Linked DNA regions of Homo sapiens: regions 1 and 2 are each linked to region 3. Evidence: chromatin loops called from intact Hi-C (ENCODE). Cell type or tissue: ascending aorta. All regions are shown on one strand.

Region 1 (8,000 bases), 130 kb before region 3:
TAAACATATATTTAAGTGTCCTTTAAAGCCAGGACTTAGATTCCTCAGAATCTCAAATTCAACAAATCCAAAATTCAACATATATTTTCCCTAAATTCTGCCCCTTTCTCTGTATTTCCTAGTTTGCTTAATAGTATCACCTTAATTCAAGGAAGAAATTTCAAAGTCATCTTCAATTTTTCTCTCTCTCAACGCAATAAAGCACTAATTCCTAGAAGCTCAACCTTAAACAGTCCTCTGGAATGAGATGAAGGTTAACAGTTACTGAACACAGACCAAAACTAGGCACAGCAGCAAGGGTTGTTCAATTGAATTCAATTCTCTCAGAAGCCCTAAGGAATAGCTCCAATTTTATAGAGGAAGAAACTGAGGTTCCAAGAAGTAAGAAATTCACACAAGGAGGCTGGGTGTGGTGTGAATTCAATTCTCTCAGAAGCCCTAAGGAATAGCTCCAATTTTATAGAGGAAGAAACTGAGGTTCCAAGAAGTAAGAAATTCACACAAGGAGGCTGGGTGTGGTGGGAATTCAATTCTCTCAGAAGCCCTAAGGAATAGCTCCAATTTTATAGAGGAAGAAACTGAGGTTCCAAGAAGTAAGAAATTCACACAAGGAGGCTGGGTGTGGTGGCTCACGCCTGTAATCCTAGCACTTTGGGAGGCCAAGGCGGGCAGATCACCTGAGGTCAAGAGCTCGAGACCAGCCTGACAAACATGGTGAAACCCCATCTCTACTAAAAATACAAAAATTACCCAGGTGTGGTGGTGCACGCCTGTAATCCCAGCTATTTGGGAGGCTGACGCAGGAGAATTGTTTGAACCCAGGAGGCGGAGGTTGCAGTGAGCCAAGATGGAGATCGTGCCACTGCACTCCAGCCTGGGCAACAGAGCGAGACTCTGTCTCCAAAAAAAAAAAAAAAAGAAAGAAAGAAAGAAAAAAATAAATTCACACAAGGCTATACAGCTAGGAAAGTAGGGGAACCAGGATTCAGCTTCCAGATTCACGCCACTCTGAAGCCCATGCTCCTCATGCAACTTCATGCTTCCTGTCTAGGTCTGCCTGCCTTCTCTCCATTCCCACTGCTACGTGCCAGGCTCCATCATCTCACACCTCGGCTCTTGCAGTGATATACTCACGGGTCACTGCCTTTGGCCCATCTCCTCCAAACAAGGTGACAAACTGCCACCAGGAATGATCTGCACAGGTGGCTCCCTTGTTTAAACAAACAAACGAAAGCTTACTGGCCTTACTACACAGAGAATAAGGTGCTGCAGCCTTAGCCTGCTAGTTTCCTGATCTTCTGCATGGCTGATGTTCCTAGGAAACCTTTCCCCTCTCTACCAGGAAAAGTACTTCTCATCTCACAAGGTCCTTATGAAGCTGTCAGTAACAGTCAGTGGATATTAACAGTTCCCTTCTCAATGGTGACAGATGAACACTTCCATTAGGGCATTTACCACCATGAACTGTGCTTGCTGTTTTGATAATACTGTTAAAAACTATTTAAATAACAGCAGTAGTAATGTCATATTAGTAACTGTTCTTATTAAATGCTCATTCTGTACCAAGCACTACACTAAACAGTTTACATGTTATTCCCTTGACAACCCCAGTGGTAAGATTATGCCTACTTTACTGAAGAGAAAACTGAGACACTGGGAGCTTAAGTAACTTGCCCAGAGTCACACAGGAAGTGGTAGAGCTGAGATGATAACCCGGGTCTGCTAGCTTCAAAGCCCCTGTTCTCGTCACTATATTACACTGCCTTGAAGGAAGAAACTTCTTTTCAGGAACTTTCTACTGCCCATCAGCCTCACACATGCTAAAAAATAACCAATTATTCACAAGCTAACCTCCTCTCCAACAGTCAAAACAAAAAGGCCCTGGCCAGAGCTATCATCCAATGTGGAAGGAAATCAACACAGTTGCAGACAGTGGTACAAAAGGATTTCATCTAAAATCCTCTGTGTGACAGATCATCAAGTCCCTACATATGTCAGTCATCCACAACTTTCTCTTCAAGGACAAATGTAACTTGTTTTCATCATAATTTTGATGACCTGCTAAGGACATCAAGATGGAATTTTACCAGTGCCAGAGAATCACAAAGACAAAAAAGAAAACTCTATTCTACAGCACTTCGGTAGCTGGGTAAAAGCGACTAAGGATGACTACTTAAAAGATAACAGACATGGCCGGGTGAAGTGACTCACGCCTGTAATCCCAGCACTTTGGAGGCTGAGGTGGGTGGATCACTTGGTAAGGAGGTCAAGACCAGCCTGACCAACATGGCGAAACCCCGTCTCCACTAAAAATACAAAAATTAGCCGGGCATGGTGGTGCATGCCTATAATCCCAGCTACTCAGGAGGCTGAGGCAGGAGAACTGCTTGAACCCGGGAGGCAGAGGTTGCAGTGAGCTGAGATCGCACCATTGCACTCCAGCCTGGGCGACAAGGGTGAAACTCTATCTCAAAAAAAAAGAAGATAACAGACATTTTGTATATTAATTGCAGATAGTGGTTCCTGGTGCCTTCAAGGTTGTGCGTCTGAAGCCTAAAATAAAGTCTGCCTACCTGGGGGTGGCTGGTTCATGAGGTTGGCTGGAAGTACCAGGCAGTGACAGCTACCTGGAGGAGAAGAGGAAGGAGAAGGCCAAGATCCACTACCAAAAGTAAAAACAGGCCATGAGGCTGCAGAAACAGGTGGAAGAGAACGTGGAGAAGAAAACTGATAAATACAGAGTTCCTCAAGACCATGGGCTCCTGGTCTGAGCCCAGTAAAGACAGCTTATTCCTCATGCTTGGCCTGGCCTGCCCCTCCTCCATCACCGCGCTGGGATGTGGGGGACCCAGGCGGCAGTCCAGGTGCTGAATGAAGGCAGCCTAGGACTTAGAAAGATGGGAAAGAGGAAAGGGCCTTAGTCACTGCCTTTCTATAAAGTTATTTGAAACAATTCTAGGAGTTGTGCAGACATAATTTGCTTATGACCTACTTGTTCATGAGAGAGTTTTTAAGAACAACTAGTTACTTCTGTTTCAATATTAGCAAAAGTGAGCTGGAACACTAATTGGAGGGGAGCCCTACCCTGTGAATCAGGCATCTATTTCCTACCCGGTCTATACTATAGACTGCAGCTACCAGGATGTGAGAAAACACATGGGGACAATATGAGTTTGCTGTTGTACAAACGTTATTTATAGAAGCATAGACTGGGAAGATGTGCGACCAAAGGGGTTCCAGGTATTGCCCTTATTCCTTCCCTGTACTTTGTAAACAGAACAAATAAACTACTTTTACAGAGAGAGAAAAAAAAGGCCCAGTGCAGTGGTCCATGCCCATAATCCTAACTCTTTGGGAGGCTGAGGCAGGAGGATCGCTTGAGCCCAGGAGTTTGAGACGAGCCTGGGCAACATGGTGAGACCCCATTTCTACAAAAAAAGTTTTAAAATTTGCCGGGCATTGCAGGGCGCATCGGTAGTCCCAACAACTCGGGAAGCTGAGGTAGGAAGATAGCTCGAGCCCACCAGGAGGTTGAGGCTGCAGTGATCCATGATTGCACAAAAGTAATTTGCATAAGAGGCACATCCTTCAAATATTTTCTGACTTATTTGGCCTTAGGGAAATTCTGAACAGAATCCAAGGGCCTATTTCATAAGAGGATATAGTTGATGTTGAGCTGCTGAAACCGTTCCATGACAGGCTGAAAACAGAAAAGTCTTAAGCAACATCAGCATGATGAGGAATCTTCTGGAAATACCTAAACAGGACAATCTATGGTAAAGGTATCACTTAGGAACATACACGTCTATGTAACATCACTACAGCGCTTAAGCTGGAAGGGAAGATTTAAGAAGTAATGGTCGGAGGGGAATTTGGGGGGAAGTGAGTCATAGACAGAGTTATTCATGTGTCACTAATCTAAATCCAAACATTACCTACTTCCTGAAAAAGTAAGGCTTGCCTGTATAACCCTGGACAGTGCAAGTGAAACTTCGGCCTCTGCTTAGCTTAGAAAGATAAAGGATTGTTTCTATCACACTTCAACATTATATTCAGACACAGTCAAGGAAAGAAATTAACATAGGCATCAATGTAAGTGTGTTTCAATTTTATTTCAAACTATTTCAGGATGTGAAACATCCTGAGTTACACAAGATGGGATTGTGTCACTGCCAATTAAACAGGAAAGGTTTTGATAGGGATTCAACACTGTAATGAGCAAGAACTCTAGTGGTGTAAGAAAGCCTGCAGTAGCCAAGAAGTTCAGTCAAGATTAAACTGAAATAGCAGCGTGTGTGGTTAACCAATACAATCCCCCGGGGCTGTGTCTACCACCCAAACTTGGTGCAAATTTCAGACTTTAATGAAAATAAAACTCAGTCACACTCAGCACAAGTAGGAGCTCAGAAAATGTCACTGAATGAGTACTTACCAAAAGTTTCTGTCCACATGGATCTAAATCTTTTGTTTTTTAAGATCAAATCCCCACAGGAAATGTGCAGTGGCGGTTGCCTCCCAAGAAAGCTGCTAGGAGGTGAGGAGAGAGGAGTGTGGGGAGACTTATTTTCACTGCATGACCTTTTTTGCCTCTTAAAGTTTGTATTATGTATATAAAACAATACAGAAATAACTAAAATAATTAAAGAAAAAAGTCCTAACCCAATGGCAAGAAGACAAAGAGAGAGATAAAAGACTAGCAGCTCAACTGCTTTGGTTCCAAGAAATCATAGCTGGGAGATCCTTGAAACAAGCACCATGTCTTACTCATCTTTCTTCAGGACTGAGCACAGTGCCTGGATCATATTAAGAGCTCAGTAAAGGTTGAAATGAAATAATAGCTCTCTTTTCGCACAAAGGGCCAATGGATGGATGCTATATAGTAAGATAAATTTCAGCAGTTTAAAAATTACTAATAGCTTGAATTGTCCAAACAGGAAATAGATCAGAGAGATAATGAGTTCTCCATTAGCAGAAGTGTTCAAGCATATATTGGATGATTATTTGCCACGTAATACTGCACAAAGGATTGCTGTATCAGGCAGTCAGACAAGACCAGGGTCTGGCAAGCTTTTCCTGAAGAAGGCCAGATAGTAAATATTTTAAGGCACTGCAGGCCTCAAACAGTCTGCTGTGTATTTTATTTTTTTTACAACCCTTAAAAAAATGCAAAAACCATTCTTAGCTCCTGGACTGCACAAAAAAAGGCCTCGGGCAGGACTTGATCCACAGGCTATAGTTTGCTGACTCCTGGACTAAATGATCTTCCAAACCTGTTATCTTTTGATTCTTTGAAGGTGCCAATAGTATATTTTGTTTTGAGGAAGACTGATATTTTTGGCATAATCTTTTTAAAGGGCAGTAAAGATCAGTGAGGGCGCTGAGGGCGAAGGCCAGATTCTAAGGCCACATCTGCTGGCCTGCAATAGGCACCTTGTAATGCTGCAAATACTTCTTTATGAACTGGTAAATACAGTCTACTCAAAACATTCACACATCTCTCAGCATCATTAAGCCAAGACGAAGCTCATTTGATATTTATTAAGGCTCATAACGTTCCGGAAAGACTGCATCAGCAGCATTCTACATCTTAAGCAGGCATATGACTACACCTCTGATGGTTTCCTTATGCTTTCTCCCAGACCGCCGCTGCTGCCTTCCGACTTTTCTAGTTCTACCCCACGGCCCTGTCACTCCTCACCTCTGACTTGATGCTCCTTAGCAGCCGCTCTCAGGCCCCCATGGCCTAGAACTCACAGCCCCTCTGTCTGAAAAGTGTTCCCTGTTCTCCCTCACCTTGCTTCTGTGACTGCCTGGCATTCACAGAGCAGCTCAGAGGTGACCTGCTCAGGAAAGCCTTCTCAGAGGTGCCTCGCCTGTCTTCACTCCCCTCATACTCCTCCCCTGGCAGCTATATTTAATCACTCCTGGCTCTAAGCCACCTAGACATTTGGTATTGTTTTTCAACTCTTTGCTTACCTGTTTGCCTCCACCAAACTTGATTGTAAACTCTACAAATACAGATCCTGGCTCATATTCCTTTCAATGTCCCTAATCCCTTGTGAGTGGCTCTCAAACATTACTAGGATGAATTTTAGAAACCTTTTATCAGCCAGGCACAGTGGCTCACACCTGCATCCCAGCACTTCGGAAGGCTGAGGCAGGAGGACTGCTTGGGGGCAGGAGTTCATGACCAGCCTGGGCAACATAGCAGAACACCATTTCTAGAAAAAATTAATTTAAAAATAAAATAATAATAATAATAAAAAAAGGTTGGGTGCGGTGGCTCACACCTGCAATCCCAGCACTTTGGGGGTCTGAGGCGGGAGGATAGCTTGAGCTCAGGAGTTTGAGACCAGCCTGGGCAACATGGGCAACATTCCGTCTCTACCAAAAATATTTAAAAAGTTAGCTGGGCATGGCGGTGGCATGCGCCTGTGTTCCCAGCTACTTGGGAGACTCAGGTGGAGGATCGCTTAAGCCTGGGAGATTAAGGCTGCAGTAAGCCAAGGTGGCAAGATGGCACCACTGCACTCCAGCCCAGGTGATCGAGCCAGACCCTGTCTCAAAAAAAAAAAAAAAAAAAAAAAAAGAAAGAAAGAAAGAAAAGAAAAGACAAAAAAAAAAACACAAAACAAAAACAAGGAACTTTCTATAGATATCCTCCCGAAAAGAAACAAAAGCAAGAAATAACCCAAACTTCTATGACTATGAGAACAAACCCCAGAAGCCAATTACCACAGAATATGGAGTAAGGAATCATGAAGAACATACGACGATATGCCATATAACTTAGGTCCCTAAACCTATTATTGTTTTTTCAGGACTAAGACCTTAGCGGGCAGGAAACATGCATGCACAAATCAGTGCAAATAAAACCTTATGCAACTGCATATGAAAGTAGTCAAGAATAAATGTTTCTTTCTGAAAGCATTCTGGTAGCTACTAGTGACAATATCTGGTCATTAATATAGCATTTTAATGAAGAGATTAAAGTTAACACCAGCAGCAACGTGACAAACAGACACTGTGTGCTATCTGATAGAATGCCATGGAAAGAACACAGCATCTGTGGTGTTTGGATGAAAATACACAACCTGGATCTCATGGGAGGAAACATCAGATAAACCCAAGTTGAAAAACATTCTACAAAATGACCAGGATTATAGTCTTCAGAAGTGCCATGGTCTTAAAAGTCAAAGGGAGACAAGGAGCTGTCCCAGACTGAAAGAGACCACAAAGACGTGACAGCTGGGGACCACGTGTGATCCTGGGATGATGCTCCACTATAAAAGGACATTATTGGGACAAAAACTGAATGGGAGTCTCTGGGAGATGGATAAATAGAAGGTATCTGTCTTATTCTTGTAGAATTTCTGTAAGTTTGAAACTGTTCCAAAATAAAATAGTAAGAATAATTTTATCTTACTATTAAGATAAAAGCTGTGTGTCACACACAGCTTTATACGTTGTTCAACAGGCAAAACCAATCAACCTGACAGAAGTTAGAATGGTGATTACAGGGTGAGGTGGAGCTACTGACTTGAGAAGGCCACGAGGAAGGCTCCTGGGGAGATGGAAATATTCTGTATCTTGAGCTGGGTGGTGGTTACAAGGCATATACCTATGTAAAAAGCCACAAGCTAAACATTTGCTATCAGTGCACTTTATGTATGTTATCCATGAATAAAGAAGTAAAATAGGGCTGGGTGCAGTGGCTCACACCTGTAATCCCCACACTTTGGGAGGCTGAAGGAGGACTGCTTGAGCCCAGGAGTTCAAGACCAGCCTGGGCAACACGGTGGGCCCCCATCTCTACAAAAAATAAAAAAAAATTGCCAGGCACCTGTAGTCCCAGCTACTTGGGAGGCTGAGGTGGGAGGTGGGAGGATCACTTGAACCCAGGAGGTCGAGTCTGCAGTGAGCCGTGATTGTGCCACTGAACTCCAGCCTGCGTGACAGGGTGAGAATCTGTCACAGGAAGGAATTTAAAAAAAAAAAAA
Region 2 (8,000 bases), 180 kb before region 3:
CCAAAGTGTGTCCTATTCAATAATCTCAGAGGATAAGGATCCTGTAGCTAAACAGACTTTGGAAATGCTTCTATACTTATATCTGTCTTCTATATCCAGCCCCCACTACCACTCAAACCTGGCCATTCACATTGCACATGAGGGAGATAAAAGCTCTGAGAAACCTGCAGTACAGAACCCACGTGATTTGATTTGGCTTTGTGTTTCCCACACTTACGTGGCTCTCCATATCTCCCTTCATTTCCCTGTATACCAATTACAATCTCAAGGGACACATTCAGGGAAACACTGCTGTATTCTACTGTTGCAAAATTCTCTTAAACATCTCAATTGCTTTGCAGAACACACCTGCTACCTTCTCATGTTAATGAAAGCTTTGCTTGCCTTGGTGGAACCACAGCCTTGTAAATCTTGCTAGTGGATCCCACTCTCTTGCGCTCCCTACATCTCAGGACCTCTGCTACTCCCCCTTTCTCATTGAATTCCCACTGCTCACAATAAAACCTGAACTACTAAGCAAGAAATTCACCCCACCACAGCCTACACTTCCAGCATCACCTCCACTGTCTGCCTTAAGCAACAGACTCTGCAGGAAGAGAAACTCCTTGACTTGAAGTTAAGATGTATGGGACTGGGGGAATTTTAATTTTGTTTCTAATTATACGCTGGTTTTCTTTTCTTTTCTTTTTTTTTTTTTTTTTTGAAACAGAGTCTCGCTCTGTCGCCCAGGCTGGAGTGCAGTGGCGCGATTTTGGCTCACTGCAAGCTCCACCTCCTGGGTTCACGCCATTCTCCTGTCTCAGCCTCCCGAGTAGCTGGGAGTACACGCGCCCGCCAGCATGCCCGGCTAATTTTTTGTATTTTCAGTAGAGATGGTGCTTTACCGTGTTAGCCAGGATGGTCTTGATCTCCTGACCTCGTGATCCACCCGCCTTGGCCTCCCAAAGTGGTGGGATTACAGGCATGAGTTACCACGCCCGGCCTGTACACTGGTTTTCTTTGTCCATTCTCCTACTTTTGAATTTCTATCAAGATCACAATTTTCCTTTCCTTGGGAAACTTTTCAGCTGTTGACATTTAAAAAAATAGTATTGCCCAATATAATTACGGGACCTAGAAGGTACTGATTTCCTTTACACGATCTTTTGTTTCTGGGATAGGACGGTCAATGAGAAACCATAGGACCAATTATCCTTGAAAGCTAGTTGGGCCCCAGTTTGGCTGAGGGTATCATTCACAGCAAGAAGCCAGAAAACAAACGTCCTTCCCCCTTTTAAATCGGGCACTCTGATGTGGTATTTTTTAATGCCATGAAAAATTAAAACTGAAATAATAGAGTTTTCTTGTTTGAGACAGGGTCTTGCTATGTTGCTGAAGCTGGTCTTGAACTCCTGGGCTCAAGTGATCCTCCAGCTTCAGCCTTCGGAGCAGCTAGGATTACAGGCATGAGCCACCATACCCAGTCAGATTTGAGTTTCATAAAGAGGTTAAGACTTCAGAATTGTTTTTCTGTGGGGAAAAAAAAGAGTTCCCACCTGCCATTAATTGATATTTTGTTTGATTTTATTACTACTCTTAGATTCAATTAAAAATGTGTCTCTTAACATCAAAGACATGGAATCTGCTTAAATGCCCATCAATGACAGACTGGATAAAGAAAATGTGGTACACACACACCATGAAATACTATGCAGCCATAAAAAAAGAACGAGATCATGTCTTTTGCAGGAACATGGATGGAGCTGGAGGCCATTATCCTTAGCAAACTAGTGCAGGAACAGAAAACCAAATACTACATGTTCTCAGTTATAAGTAGGAGCTAAATGATGAGAACTCATGGACACAAAGGGGAACAGCAGACACTGGGGCCTACTTGAGGGTGAAGGGTGGGAGGAGGGAGAGGATCAGAAAAAATACTAGGTACTAGGTATTAGTACCTGGGTGATCAAATAATCTGTACAACAAACCCCTGGGAAACAAGTTTACTTATATAACAAACCACATATACCCCTGAACCGAAAATAAAAGTTTTTTTTTTAATGTGTCTTTGATACATAGCAAGGAACTTGACAAGAACTACAGAATCACAGCCTAGTATTGTAATCCATAACTCCAGCCTAGGTTTTCTCTTGATACAGGTAAGAAATTATTAGACAAAAATAAGACATAATTTCAAATTAAAAGTTCTCTATACTCAAAAGGTTACAGATGCTGGGCTCATGTCTGTAGTCCCAGCTACTTGGGAGGCTAAGGCAGGAGGAAAGATTGCAGGAGGAAGGATTTAGCCCAGGAGTTCAAGGCCAGCCTGGGCAACATAAGAAGACCTCATCTCTCAAAAAATAATAATAATAATAAAGGCTATAGCCATTTCTAAGAAAATTAGATGCCCTTTAAACTTAATAATGAAAAAAATAACACATATGGCAATAGTATGTAATTTACCATACCTGCATCCATATAATCTATACCTATAAGACATACACCAAATTAAATTATATATATATATATAGAGAGAGAGAGAGAGAGAGCTAGAAAGACAGAGAGACAGACAGAGTCTTGCTGTCTCGCCAGGCTGGAGTGCAGTGGCACTTATCTTGGCTCACTGCAACCTCCGCCTCCCAGGTTCAAGCGATTCTCCTGCCTCAGCCTCCTGAGTAGCTGCGACTACAGGTGCGCACCACCATGCCCAGCTAATTTTTGTATTTTTAGTAGAGACGGGGTTTCACCATGTTGGCCAGGATGGTCTCAATCTCCTGACCTCATGATCCGCCTGCCTTGGCCTCCCAAAATGCTGGGATTACAGGCATGAGCAACCACACCTGGCCAAGAAAATATTTTTTAGGAAAAAATTAGGTGCTGTCTCCCATAGTGGGCAAGCAGGAGCAGCACAAGAAAAAACAGAGTTAAGATGGGATCTCTACCCGCAGCAGTGTCTGCCATCTTCCTCCACCAGGTGCCAGAGCTGTAACACAACACACCATGAGGAAGCAAAAGAAGACATAGGATATTTAAAATAATACTCCTCGACTGCGCAAGGTAGCTCACACCTGTAGTCCCAGCACTTTGGGTGGCTGAGGCTAGAGGATTGCTTGAGCCCAGGAGTTCAAGACCAGCCTGGGCAACATAGTGAAACCCTGTCTCTGCAAAAAATACAAAAATTAGTTGGGTGTGGTGGCACATGCCTGTAGTCCCAGATACTCGGGAAGCTAAGCTGGGGGGATGGTTTGAGCCTGGGAGGTCAAGGCTGCAGTGAGCTATGATTTTGCCACTGCACTCACTCCAGCCTGGGTGACAGGTCAAGACCCTGTCTCAAAAAATAAAATAAAATAAAATAATTTAAAATAATACTCCTTATACCATTACCATGGCAACTATGGGATGTCTTAGAAGTATTGAAAAGTACAACCATACTTATATTTTCAGTTTACATTATGATATAGAAAAATTCTTTATGAAGTTGTATTTACCATAAAGTTTTATTTACAGCTAAGAGGGAACATATTAATTTACATGAAAAACAGGAAATTCATTTGCCTTTCCTAAGCTAAATAATCTACATTTAATATCAGGCATTAAGAAGATGTGTTAAAGGCATTAGTGGACGACAGAAAACCTTTTTCAAATGGAAATGTACGGTGTGGTTCCTGAGTTTAAATGTCAGCATCGGCTGGACGTGTGACTCACGCCTGTAATCCTAGCACCTTGGGAGGCTGAGGCAGGCAGATTGCCCGAGCTCAGGAGTTCAAGACCAGCCTGGGTACACGGTGAAACCCCGTCTCTACTAAAATACAAAAAAAATAGCCATGTGTGGCGGCGTGTACCTGTAGTCCCAGCTACTCAGGAGGCTGAGGCAGAAGAATTGCTTTTGAACCCAGGATTGCAGTAAGCTGAGATCCTGCCACTGCACTCCAGTCTGGGCAACAGAGCGAGACTGTCTCAAAAAAAAAAAAAAAAAAAAAAATGACCGGGCACAGTGGCTCATGCCTGTAGTCCCAGCACTTTGGGAGGCCGAGGCGGGTGGATCTGTAATCCCTGCACTTTGGGAGGCCGAGGCGGGTGGATCATGAGATTAGGGGTTCGAGACCAGCCTGGCCAACACAGTGAAACCCCGACTCTACTAAAGATACAAAAACTTAGCAAGGCGTGGTGGCACGCGACTGTAATCCCAGCCACTCGGGAGGCTGAGTCTGGAGAATCGCTTGAACCCAGGAGGCGGAGGTTGCAGTGAGCCGAGATCGTGCCATTGCACTCGAGCCTCAAGCGACAGGGCAAGACTCTGTCTCAAAAAAAGCAAAAAAAATGTCAGCATCATCAAGCATGAGCCTTATCATAGAGAGTAGGATGTAAGAATAACTCAGTGACTTTGTCATAAAAGTGGAAAGAAAACTGCCTCTCTGCAGAGTGGTTGGCAGAATTAAGTGATTACCCCATGGAAGGTGCCTGGCAGCTTGTCAGACACACAGACCAGACCCACATTACTTTTTAGCTAACTCTCACCTCATTCCCTAAGACCACGCTTGTCCAACCCATGGCCCAGGACAGCTTTGAGTGTGGCCCAACACAAATTCATAAACTTTCTTAAAACATTGAGTTTTTTTGCATTTGTTTTTTAGCTCATCAGCTATCATTAGTGTTAGTGTATTTTATGTGTGGTCCAAGACAATTCTTCTTCCAGTGTGGCCCAAGGAAGCCAAAAGATTGGACACCCCTGCGACTATCTTTAAGTGTGGTTTAATAAAACAAAGGTATAGCATGTAAGTTAACATTACACAGGAGCTATTTTAGAATTTGCCAGGAGAGGGTGCTACATCCAATGCAAATATCTAAAAACAGCAGAAAGGCAAAGGCTCTAAACTGAAAAGCAGCATCGTCCTTTGATCAAGCAGAAGTACTCTGTCAATCTTTCAGCGAATTGTGTAAAGACATCTGTGTTAGAGCATAGAATCGCTGAAAAAATGTCATGTGGGCCAATCCTGAATCCTTCTGACTGTAGCACTCTAGAAAAGATATCTCAGAAGAGATTTTTTTTTTTTTTTTTTTTTTTGAGACAGAGTCTTGCTCTGTCACCCAGGCTGGAGTGCAGCAGTGCAGTCGGCTCACTACACCTCCACCTCCCAGGTTCAAGCGATTCTTCTGCCTCAGCCTCCTGAGAGCTGGGATTACAGACGCCCGCCACCACACGTAGCTCATTTTTGTATTTTTAGTAGAGACGGGGTTTCGCCATATCGGCCAGGCCAATCTCGAACTCCTGACCTCAGGTGATCCACCCGCCTCGGCCTCCCAAAGTGCTGGGATTACAGGCATAACCCACGGCGCCTGGCCTTGGAAGAGATTTTGACACCACCTCCCCCATCACACACACACACATTTTAAGGCATATCTATGGCATAAGGAAAGAAATGTGCCTTGGAACCATGAGGATGATATAAGGAACAAGCTAAATAATATATATGAGGCCAGGCTCAGTGACTCATGCCTGTAATCCCAGCACTTTGGGAGGCCAAGGTGGGTGGATCACTTGAGGTCAGGAGTTCAAGACTGGCCTGACCAACATGGTGAAACCTGTCTCTACTAAAAATACAAATATTAGCTGGGCATGGTGGCGGGCTCCTGTAATCCCAGCTTCTTGGGAGGCCGAGGAGGGAGAATCACTTGAACCTGGGAGGCGGAGGTTGCAGTGAGTCGAGATCATGCCACTGCACTCCAGCCTGGGTGACAAAGCTAGACTCTGCCTCAATAATAATAATAATAAATGTTGTGAAAGTGCTCTGAAAAGCATATAAATCACATAGAGATGAGGAATTATTCTGGCAAGAAGTATAAAAGTGCTGGGCTTTATGTGAGCTAGGAAATTTACATAACATTTATTAAGCACCTATGATGTGCCAGACATCGTGCTCTGACTTTGACATAGGACATGGATTCCGGGTAAGAAATATTCCCGAAGCTGGCCGGGAGCGGTGGCTCATGCCTGTAATCCCAGCACTTTGGGAGGCTGAGGTGGGCGGATCACAAGGTCAGGAGATGGAGACCATCCTGGATAACACACGGTGAAACCCCGTCTCTACTAAAAATACAAAAAATTATCCGGGCGTGGTAGTGGGCGCCTGTGGTCCCAGCTACTCAGGAGGCTGAGGCAGGAGAATGGCATGAACCCGGGAGGCGGAGCTTGCAGTGAGCCAAGATCACGCCACTGCACTCTAGCCTGGGCGACAGAGTGAGACTCCATCTCAAAAAAAAAAAAAAAAAGAAATATATCCGGAGCTGGGCATTATATCCTTATTTTACTCAAACTTGAATATGTATTCAATCTCTGTGACATATGTAAATATATATATGTGTATATATATATACACACACACACACATATATCTCTCTATAGATAAAATGTCTCTCAGTCTAAGTTTCTCAATTTATAAAATGGGGGTAAAAGCTGATAACTGTCACATAAGGATCAAATGAAGATATTAAATGTGGAAGGAGAAATGGCATTTTTCCTGACTGGTTTACTATATGAAGAACAGGATCACATACAACTTTAAGTATATAACAAATAAATATTTAAGTGCATTAATACTTCATCCTTCCTTTAAGAATGGACAGGAATAAAGATTTTGTGTTAAAGAAAAGTAAAATTGAAAACGGGGGGAGCAGAGGGGAACAAATCCTGAAGACTGAAAAAACTGCCTAGAGAAAATTTCCTGGTCACAATCTTTGCCTTTGTTCCAGTCTGAATAGCAGAGCATGCCCTCTGTTCGAAGTAGGTGTCTGCATTGGCAAAGAGGTACAAGTTGTACTTTTCTCTTCCTTTCTTCTGCCATTGTGACGATATGAAAAGAAAGTAAACCTGGTTCCGTTTCTGATAAATGATAATTATATGCATTTTCAAAGACCGGCAAATTACCTGGGCTAAATGCCATTTCTGGAAGCTTCACTTCGAAGATGATGCTGTGGGCAACGTCTCTCGCCCCCTGCATGGTACGGTCACGGAAGCAAACAACTTCAACAGACTGGAAACTGCTACTCCTGTTGTCATGCCCGGATTTTTATTTATTTATTATTTTTTTTTAAAGGAAGGAAAAGAAAAAGCTCACATAAGAGCTTCAGCAAACCAGTTGGAGAGAATTCAATGCATTCTAATTATGCCTCTCTGATACCCACAGGAGATGGCCTTAACTCTTTTGAACATATTCATATATGGCTCCTCTGTCCAAGTGTTTAGAGGCTGAAAAATGAATTGGCTGTGATTTCTTTCTAGGTGATTTCTTTCTACAATCATATTGCACATAAATAATTCCGACAAGTAAATCTTTTAAATGCGGAAAAAATGCTCACAAGACATTTAGAAAAAATCCTCTAGGACGTGGGTTCTTTTGGTTCCCTCTGCTCTCCCCATCTGAACTTCCATATTAAGCAGCAGTACCTCAGTCAGTAGTTAGGAAGCCCATTTGCACTGTGTAGACTTACCACCTGGATAATTGTAGATTGTCTCCCTCAGAGAACAATCTATAATTTATCTATCTTCATATTTTTAAATAAACATTTTTATTTAAGTAAAGCAGACACATTACACAAATCCCAAGTATAAAGAAGGCTGTCTTATGCCTTCTCTCAGTCATTAACCACTGCCTTCAAAAGTAACAACTACTCTAAGTCCATACATTGGTTTTGCCTATTTTAACTTTACATAAATGGAATCATGGAGTATGTATTATTTTAGGTCCAACTTATTTCACTTAATATTATGTTTTTAAAATTCAGCCATGCTGATCTCTGTATTAATAGTTCACTCAGATTCATTGTATATGACATTTCATCATAAGGGATATACTTAAATTTATTATTCATTTCATTATTGAAGAACGTGTGAACTATTCCCAGCTTTTGGTTATTGAGAATAATGCTTCTGTAAACATTCTTGTATATGTGTTTTGCTTCTATCTATGTAGGTATTTCAGTGAGTAATATACTTGAGAGTAACATTGCTGAGCCATAGATAT
Region 3 (8,000 bases):
ATTAGTAAGAGAGTTTAACAAGATTTCTGGATACAAAATCAATATGCAAAAGCCAAGCATATTTCTCCAACAAGTAACCAACAGAACATGAATTTTTCTATCAAAAATGTATAATAGCATACAAATTATCAAATAATAGAAATATATATAACAAAAGATATAAAAAACACAAAATGAACATTAGGAAGCCATGTCACGAGATATTAAAGATGTTAAAAATATCCTAAATAAGTAGAGAGATACCATGTTCATGGAAGACTAAATACTACACCTTCCACTCTCTAGAAGGCAATGGAAAGCTCAGTGTAACAGCTGCTATTTAGAAATCAGAGCAACCTGGATTTATATTCCAATTTCTGCTGCTTCTAAACTCTGTAACTTATTTCACCAACCCCTCTGAACCTGTTTCTTCTCTTATAAAACATGGATAATAATTTCTGCCTACTTGTTAGAAGTCAATGGATAAGAAAGCACTTTGCAGAGTGCTGTATAAATACAGGAGATTCTTACAACTAGTATTTTTGTCCCTTGTTGGTCCAAGGGTGGGAGAAAAGTTAAATGTCCCAGACTAAGCCAACTTGCTTGCTTATGCCCATCTATTTATCATCAAGGGCATTGCTGAATGTTTATTCTGTTCATAACATTTCTTCATTCAGACCTCACAGCAACCTGTAAGGTGGGTGCTATATTAGCCTCATTTTACAGATAAGAAAGCTGAGGCCCAATTAAGCAATTTGTCATTCACATATTCATCCATTCCGTAGACATTCATGAATACCTTCTACGTGCTAGGAGCTGTGAATGTCCTGGTGAATAAAACAAATGTGCTGCCTGCTCTATTAGAGCTGATATTATGGTTGGAAAGACAGCCAGAAATCACACCTCAACAAATACACTGGCAGAACTAAGATTCAAACTCATGTCTGTTGGACATTGGAGTCTGTGCTTTTAAGTACTCCCTGGGGGCAGCTTCCTCAACCTCTTCTGCTCATTCCTCTGTTGGGATGTGATAGTTTCTAACATGCATTCTGCTGGCAACAACAAGTTTCAATGGCCCTTGCCATCCAAGCTGTTGCACAAATTGAGAGCTGTCAGCTTCGATCCTGGCCCATGTGATCCCCCTGCATTATCACTGGAGAATTACAGCAGTGAGGACGAATGCATAAAAGAGGCAAGGCATCCTGGCCCCCCCTCCGACAGCATCAGCAGCATTGCTCCCGAAGAGTATGCGTCTTAGTCCTCTACAACCATTAATGGCAGAAGTGAGTCACTTATAAATGAGATATGGGAGCTTTATTATAATTACATCCCGAGATTCAGAAATGCTCAGCGTCACTGTGAAAGGGAGGGCAGCAGGTGACTGGGGCTTGAATGATCCTCTGCCAGGTACATCTTTCAGATAAAACATCTTGGATCAGGAGCAATTATAGCTAATTCCCGGCCTGAATGCTAATGAGAATTACTTACAATTGTATGTAATTCTTTGCAATTTATACCATCTGCTTTTTTCCTTCTTTTCTCCACATTTCCATCCTGACATTCATCCTGAGAAACAGATACTGGCAAATCGAACGAATGGCCATTTTGCAGATAAGGAAGCCGATGCCCAGGGTCTCTCGGTTCTAAGGGCAAGAGCTGGGGTTCCAACCCTAAGCTTTCTGTCCCTCTAGAAAACAGCTGATTGAAAACTGTCCCAAATCCATGCTCGTCAGAACAAAGCCAGAGCACAAAGTTCAAGCTGCACTGCGTAGCAGCAATATCATCCACACTAGTGACACTCGTTGCAATGGCCAGCGTTTGCTGAGTGTCTAGCAGAGTATCAGAAGTTTATACAGGTCCACACTGAGACTTCAAGTCTCAGACTATTTAAAGCTTGAGACTGCAGTAAGACTTTGGGGCACACATTACATCTAACCAGACCTACTCTCACTTTACAGATGAGAAAACAAGAAGCCTGCAGAGGCTGGGCAATTTGCAGGTGGCAGAGAAAGGATACAGAGCTGGGATTGTTTGGCCTTAATAGCAACAACAACAATGGACTCTTAACACTTTTAGCTATTACATGGCACCACTGAAGTGCTTTATGCACATGAACACACCTAATTCTCTTACCAACGCAGTGAAGAAGGTGTCAGGAATACCCCCATTCTAAAAATGGGGAAACCAAGGAACGGAGACGTGTAGCAACTTGACCAAGGCCACAAAACTCATAAGCAACAGTGCTGAGATGTGAACCCCAACAGGTGAGCTCCAGAATCCCACACTTTTGATGTCTTTGCTATGTGTTTTCTCTGCTAAGGAAAAGCCAGGCACTCCTTCATTGTGAAGAGGAAAGTGCCAACACAGAATTCTGAGAGAGTCGAAGAGGAGGAGGCTCATGTATAAGTCCCTCCTCCCTTGGACACTCAGCTGAGGGTCAGGAAGGACCACTCCCAGCCCAGCATTGGCCAAACCACTCTGGGGTGCAGGGTCTCTTGGCAGGCTGCTCCGGCCTCCACCCAGCCCTGAAATCATGGACAGGCAGCACCTGTCCATCTCCTGCCTCCACGGGATTCTCTGTCACATTTGAAAATGAAAACAATGCCAGGCATCCCCTGCCCTTCTCCGTAGATTCTCCCCACACCAGGAGAAATGCCTGAATCACACTCGAGGATTTACATGGGGTTGTCCAGGATTCCTGTGAGCAGTGGACCTGCTGCCTGGCTTTCCTCTATTCATCCTTTGCTGCTGCCAGACACAAGCAAAGAAGGAGCTAAGGTCCCATCTGCCACCTCAGTTTCATTCATAATCTAGAGGGAGTCAGGCAACATGGGTGTTCAAACCCCAATTCTGTCATGGACCAGCTGGGCAATCTCAAGCAAATTACTTAACCTCTCTGAGCCTCAGTAGACTATCTGTTCAATAATAGTACTTACCTTCCAAGAATGCTGTGATGGGATAATGCATAATGATGCTCTCATGTGTACACCCTCCCTCTCTCCCAGTCTCTGCTGGTTTCTGGCTGCCTCCAAGACTCTTCCTATAAGACCCTCAATTCCCCTCTCCTTCATGCTCCAGGGACACACTCCGTCTGTGCTCCTGTCACAGGTTTCTGGCCCCGCAATCATGAAATGAGTTATTCAGGCACCTTCCAGCCTGAAAACCTTGTTCACCAGGACTCCCAGCCTGCCTCGTCTTGTCTGCTCCAGGCTGAGGCGGGAGCCCTCTGCCGGAGGACAGCCACTCTGCCTGGAACATCTCTGCACTATCAGCTGCCAGGCAAGCGGACACCTCAGAGGGATCAGGGAATCAGGAGGGAAGAGGTGGGATCTTCATGGAGGACTGGGGGCTGGGGGTGGGGTAACAGAGCAGGAGACGTGACTTCCTTGAGGAGCTGCTGTACTCCAGCTCCTGCTCCTGGCTTCCTGGGCTCCTTCGAGAAAAACTGAGAGCAACTTCTAGAATCTGATCTCTGAAAGAGCAGCCCCGATGCTTTTCTGTCACCAGAATCCACTCCCTGGCCATAATATCCACTCATTTTCCCAAAGCATCCTCCTCTCTCGGTACAACGAGGAGGAGGTGATCCGCCTCTTGCTCCACACCCCCAGCTGCAGCCGAACTGCAGGGGAAGGGCGGGTGGTGGTCCGGACAGTTCCCACCCCCGACTCCAGGTGACGCTGAGCCTGGGGCTTACCTCAGTGTATTCAAGTGATTTGGATCAGGATGACTCCGAGCAAAACCCTGACTCTCTCCCCTTAACCAGCTGATGCTCCTGGGCACAACTTCCCTCCCCGAGCCTCAGTTTCCTCCTCTGTAAAATGAGTATAACAATATTGCAACAGATAATGGATGCCCAAAGCCTGGCACAGTGAACGCACTCAACCAATGGGCTGGCACTACGGTTAGCAGCGAACTCAGACCCTGGGGAGGCTCAAAGAAAACGAGGCTCCCCCTCTGCTCGCCCGAGCTCAAAGACGGACGCTCAGGGCGCGCACCCTGCCCAAGCCCGGGGAAGCTAAAGGTGTCTGCGCGTCGAGTGCTGAGGCCACAGTGTGGAGAGGGGAGCGGTGCCACCGAGCGAGCCGCCCTCCGCCACCCTCCCCAGGCCACCCGCGTCGCGAGGGTACCCAAGCGCGCTCTTCTCAAGCGGGCGGCTCCGGGGTTCCCGGCCGCCCTGCCGGGATGCCCGGAACCCAGCCTGGCCAGCGCGCAGCCTCGCCCAGCCGCGGCGGCCCCGCTCCCGCCCAAGCCCGCGCCCCGCTGCGACTCACCGGCGCCGGCTCCGGGGAAAGTTTGGTGGCGCGTTGGCCGCGGCGGCCAGGCTGCTGGGTGTCGCGGGGGCGGCGGCGGGGGCGCCGGGGAGCTCTCGGGGAGCGGGGCGCCGGAGGAGGAGCCGCTCCGAGGGGCCCACCCGCGAGCAGCGGGGAAGGCGGGGACCCGGGCCCCGCGGGCCTGCAGCGCCCCCGCACCCGGTTCCACGCGCCCAGGGCCGCCCCCGCGGAGAGAGGGGGCGCGAGGGGCGCGCCTCTCGCTCGGACACCCTCTCCCAGCTCGCGCCCCAGGTTTGGAGCTGCTCCCGCTGGGTACCCGGGCTCGGGCTCTGCGAGGCGGACTGCTCCTTGGGTTTGGAAGGAGGGGTGGCAGAAGGGTCAGAACCTTGGTGAGACAACTCCACCCCCACCCACGCACCTGCGGGCACACAAAACGACAGACAGAGATAAATCAAGACAAAGAGGCACAGATGGAAATAGAGATGAAACGATGTTTGGCAGAGTCAATCACAGATAGATTGAAAAAGACAAATAGTGATACCTGCGCCCCTCATTCCTGCTAGGGGCGCCAAAATCGAAAAAGGCAAAGTCAGACAGAGGTGGAACAAGATTGACAGTAGGAACCCTACCCCTAGAGGTTTCGGGGAACTAAAGAGACCCCAGGGTCTACAACCTCACACCTCTCTTCTGTTTCTCCCTAGCCCGTCCTGATGAATGAGCCCACATTTCAAAATAGGATGTGTTTTAATTAGCAACCTGTGCCACCCCGAGCAGCAAGGGGAGGAGTGGGGTGGGGGTGAGGCCCCTCTGCAGGTCCCCGGGAACCTCTGTCCCTGGCAATGGGAGCTTGAGGATTCTTCCTGGCTGCCTTCATTTCCAGAGCTGGGAGAGAGAGGTCGAGGTTTTTCTGCCTTCTCAGCGCCGGGAAAACTCCATTTGAACCTTTGAACAGTTATGGTTTCAGATTTTACCCCAGCAGTTTCGAAGGGACCACCTAAGCTCACAGGGAGAGGAGGGTGTTTGAGGAGGTGGGACATGGTGGGTTGGGGTGTGGGGGTGGGGGTCAGAGGGGTATTTTAGCCTCCTCCCAGTAGCAGCAGTCCCACCAGCCCTGGTTGTGGACCACACAGAGCTGGGTCTGAGGCTCAGCTTCACAAGCTGTGTATGGTAGGTCCATGGTCCTTTTTCTTGGCCTCAGGGCCCATGTCGGTAACACAAGGGTTCATAAAGACAGGGGCCATTGTGTCAGATGCTTTTCTAAGTGCTACAGATGCTTACTCATTTAATCCTCACAACAATAATAGGTCCTAGTAGGTAGGAACTATTATTATCCCTATTTTACAGGTGAGAAAATGAAGGCACAGAGAGATTGAGTAACTTGCACAAGGTCACATGTAGGAGAACTGAGCATCCACCCTACTCAGCCTGGCCCCAAGGTCCAAGGTGCTGTTATAACTTCATCTCCGTGGGGCTGTTGGAAAGTTTCATGATGCCATTTCTATAAAGGGCTTAGTGCTCCATAAATGGTAGCTCAGAGATCACTGATCCCATCTGCAAGGTGGGGATTAAAGGACTTTGTGATGCCCAGTGATATGAGACTTTGGCCTTGAGATAATGGCAGGCCATGTCACTGTCCTGGGCATTATGGATTCGAGAAGTCAGGGATGTCCCATTTGTTTTTCTGGCCAGCCCTCTGCACATTAGCACAACCCCACAGCCAAGACTCACCCTGGATCCACGAAAGCCCTCTCCCACTCCCTGGTGATTCTCCAGGGCCTCCATATTTTACACTTTACCAGACTAATGCACCCTTTGGAACCGAGTTAGCACTCAGGATAGCAACTGTTATAAATTCTAAAGGAAATACATTTCCTCTCTCTATAGCTGTGGGGCTTAAGGGAGGTAAGGGGGGGATGGAGGTGGGAGGGGGGATGGGGGCAGGGCGGGTGGGGGAAGCCTGGGAAATGGCTGCGTCCACACTTTCATCCCTCCTCTCTCCATTCTGCATTTCAGCAAAGGCTTGGTTATTTGGAATTCCTCCCCAAAGTTTCACTTCCTGGGCTAGTTTTAGGCCTGCTAAACCCATGGTGATCAGCACTTTTAGAAAAATCAGCATCTTAGAAACAACATGTTAGACATGATTTCAAGCCCCTGGTAAGCAGGGTGTGGGTTGTTTTGCTGTGGCATTTGGAACTGACAGATCAGGAGGTACCCCAGGCTGTATGAGGGGTTGGGGAGCAGAAGGGCACAATCAACTTACTAACAACATACAGGCTGCAGCAGAAAAGTAACAGCCCCATGCTTACTGCATACTGTGTGTCAGGCTTGATTTAAGAGCTTTACATAAATAATGCACCGATTCCTCACAATCCCATGAGGTAGGTACTGTTGTCATCCCGTTTTGCAAATGAGAAAACAAAGAGATGAAGGAGTTTGTTCAGAGTATACAGCTAGTAAGTCTTCCCAAGATCAGACAGGTGGGAAGCAGCTGAGCCAGATCTGGAGCCTGGAGCAGTCTGGACCCACAGCCCCACTCCTACTTCTGTGCTTTGTGGAAGAAGCAGAAAAAAGGGACAACCTCAATGCCTGAGTAGAGACTGAAGGCAATGAGAAGAAATAAGTAGATTAAAAATACCTGCTCTGCCACTTACTAGCTCTGTGTTTACTTTGCTTCTCTGAGCCTCAGTTTCCTCATCTGTATGTAAAATAAGAATAGTAATGCCTATGTCACACCCAGAATTTTAGTGATGGGCCGGGCATGGTGGCTCGCCCCTGTAATCCCCAGGTAGGATTGGGGAGGCCAAGGTGGGAGGATCACTTGAGCTCAGGAGTTTGAGACTAGCCTGGGAAACACGGGGAGGAGACCTTGTCTCTACAAAAAATAAATAAATTAGCTGGGCATGGCAGTGTGCGCCTGTAGTCCCAGCTACTCAGGAGGCTCAGGAGGGAGGATTGCTTGAACCCAGGGGATCAAGGCTGCAGTGAGCTATGATTGAACACTTCATTTCAGCCTGGACCACAGACCAAGACCCTGTACCCACCACCACCGCCCCCCCAAAAAAGGAATTTTCATGATGTTTCTTTTGATTGCAGGTAACTTAAACCCAATTATAAATGGCTTTGGCTATAAAGTGTTCTTGAATGAAAACGTTTAGGAAGTAGGCCTGGATTCAGATGCTTCAGAGGCTCAAAGGTAATTGTCATAAATCTGTCTCCCTCTGTCTTGACTCTGTTTTCTTTTCTGTCAGCTTTATTTTATACATATGTGCCACTTTTATTAGCAGGCTGGCTCTTTCCATAGGGAGGTGGAAATGGCTAAACAACCTCAAGGCAAAGAGATCACGTCTTTCCAAATATTTCCAGCAAAAATCCCAGGGTTGACTCCAATTGGCTTGGCCTGGATCACATACCCAGTCCTGAAACCGTTACAGTTGTTTTGGTTGGCTAAGCCTGAGTCACATGCCTGTATCTGAAGTCAAGGAGTAGAGTCAGCCCGCTGTAGGCCACTGGAACTAGGAGTGGGTGAGAGATGGTTCCTTAAAAGACAATCGAGGTGCTATTAGCAGGATAACAGGGGTCCTGGAGAGGCAAGAACACAGATGTCCTCTCCCTCACAGTGCTGTTGTCAGGATTAGATAAGCTCATGCAGGCAAAGTGCTCAGCACAGTGCTTGGCTCTGGTAGATGCTCGGTAACCAAATCCCCTTCCTTCTTCCCTCCTCTAGGAAACAGGAATCGTGGCTAACCAAAT

The links. Peaks named below come from ENCODE experiments on the same cell type or tissue, not always from the same donor. Only the 100,000 strongest peaks of a DNase experiment are listed, where the experiment ranks them.
Region 1: a loop joins it to region 3, with 2.6 times the contacts of the local background. A loop is called at or near these places in 10 of 110 quality-filtered maps.
Region 2: a loop joins it to region 3, with 7 times the contacts of the local background. A loop is called at or near these places in 60 of 110 quality-filtered maps.

The regions. Positions count from the first base shown.
Region 1 is chr3:11,285,173-11,293,172 of GRCh38, reverse strand. All of the region lies in intron 3 of ATG7 (autophagy related 7), which reads right to left. It also overlaps the pseudogene RPL13AP27. Among named protein-coding and RNA genes, the nearest start is that of ATG7, 17 kb to the right of the region's middle. RefSeq lists enhancers at 1,762-1,891, 3,396-4,595 and silencers at 3,087-3,136, 6,414-6,546. In ascending aorta, no CTCF peak of the experiment used is centred here; DNase peaks (open chromatin) are centred at 3,542 and 4,302; H3K4me3 peaks cover 581 bases; H3K27ac peaks cover 5,190 bases.
Region 2 is chr3:11,331,998-11,339,997 of GRCh38, reverse strand. It overlaps ATG7 (autophagy related 7), which reads right to left. Exons shown (of 21, transcript NM_001349232.2): 11 at 6,905-7,026. Among named protein-coding and RNA genes, the nearest start is that of ATG7, 64 kb to the right of the region's middle. In ascending aorta, a CTCF peak has its summit at 4,785 (motif pointing right); no DNase peak of the experiment used is centred here.
Region 3 is chr3:11,150,805-11,158,804 of GRCh38, reverse strand. HRH1 (histamine receptor H1) reads right to left here and starts at 4,312. Exons shown (of 2, transcript NM_001098212.2): 1 at 4,251-4,312. LOC105376951 (a long non-coding RNA gene) reads left to right here and starts at 4,405. Exons shown (of 5, transcript XR_940593.2): 1 at 4,405-4,541; 2 at 7,344-7,443. It overlaps LOC124909345 (a long non-coding RNA gene), which reads right to left and starts at 4,059. Exons shown (of 2, transcript XR_007095817.1): 1 at 3,674-4,059. In ascending aorta, a CTCF peak has its summit at 3,232 (motif pointing left); DNase peaks (open chromatin) are centred at 3,224, 3,638, 4,364 and 4,575; H3K4me3 peaks cover 3,910 bases; H3K27ac peaks cover 7,000 bases.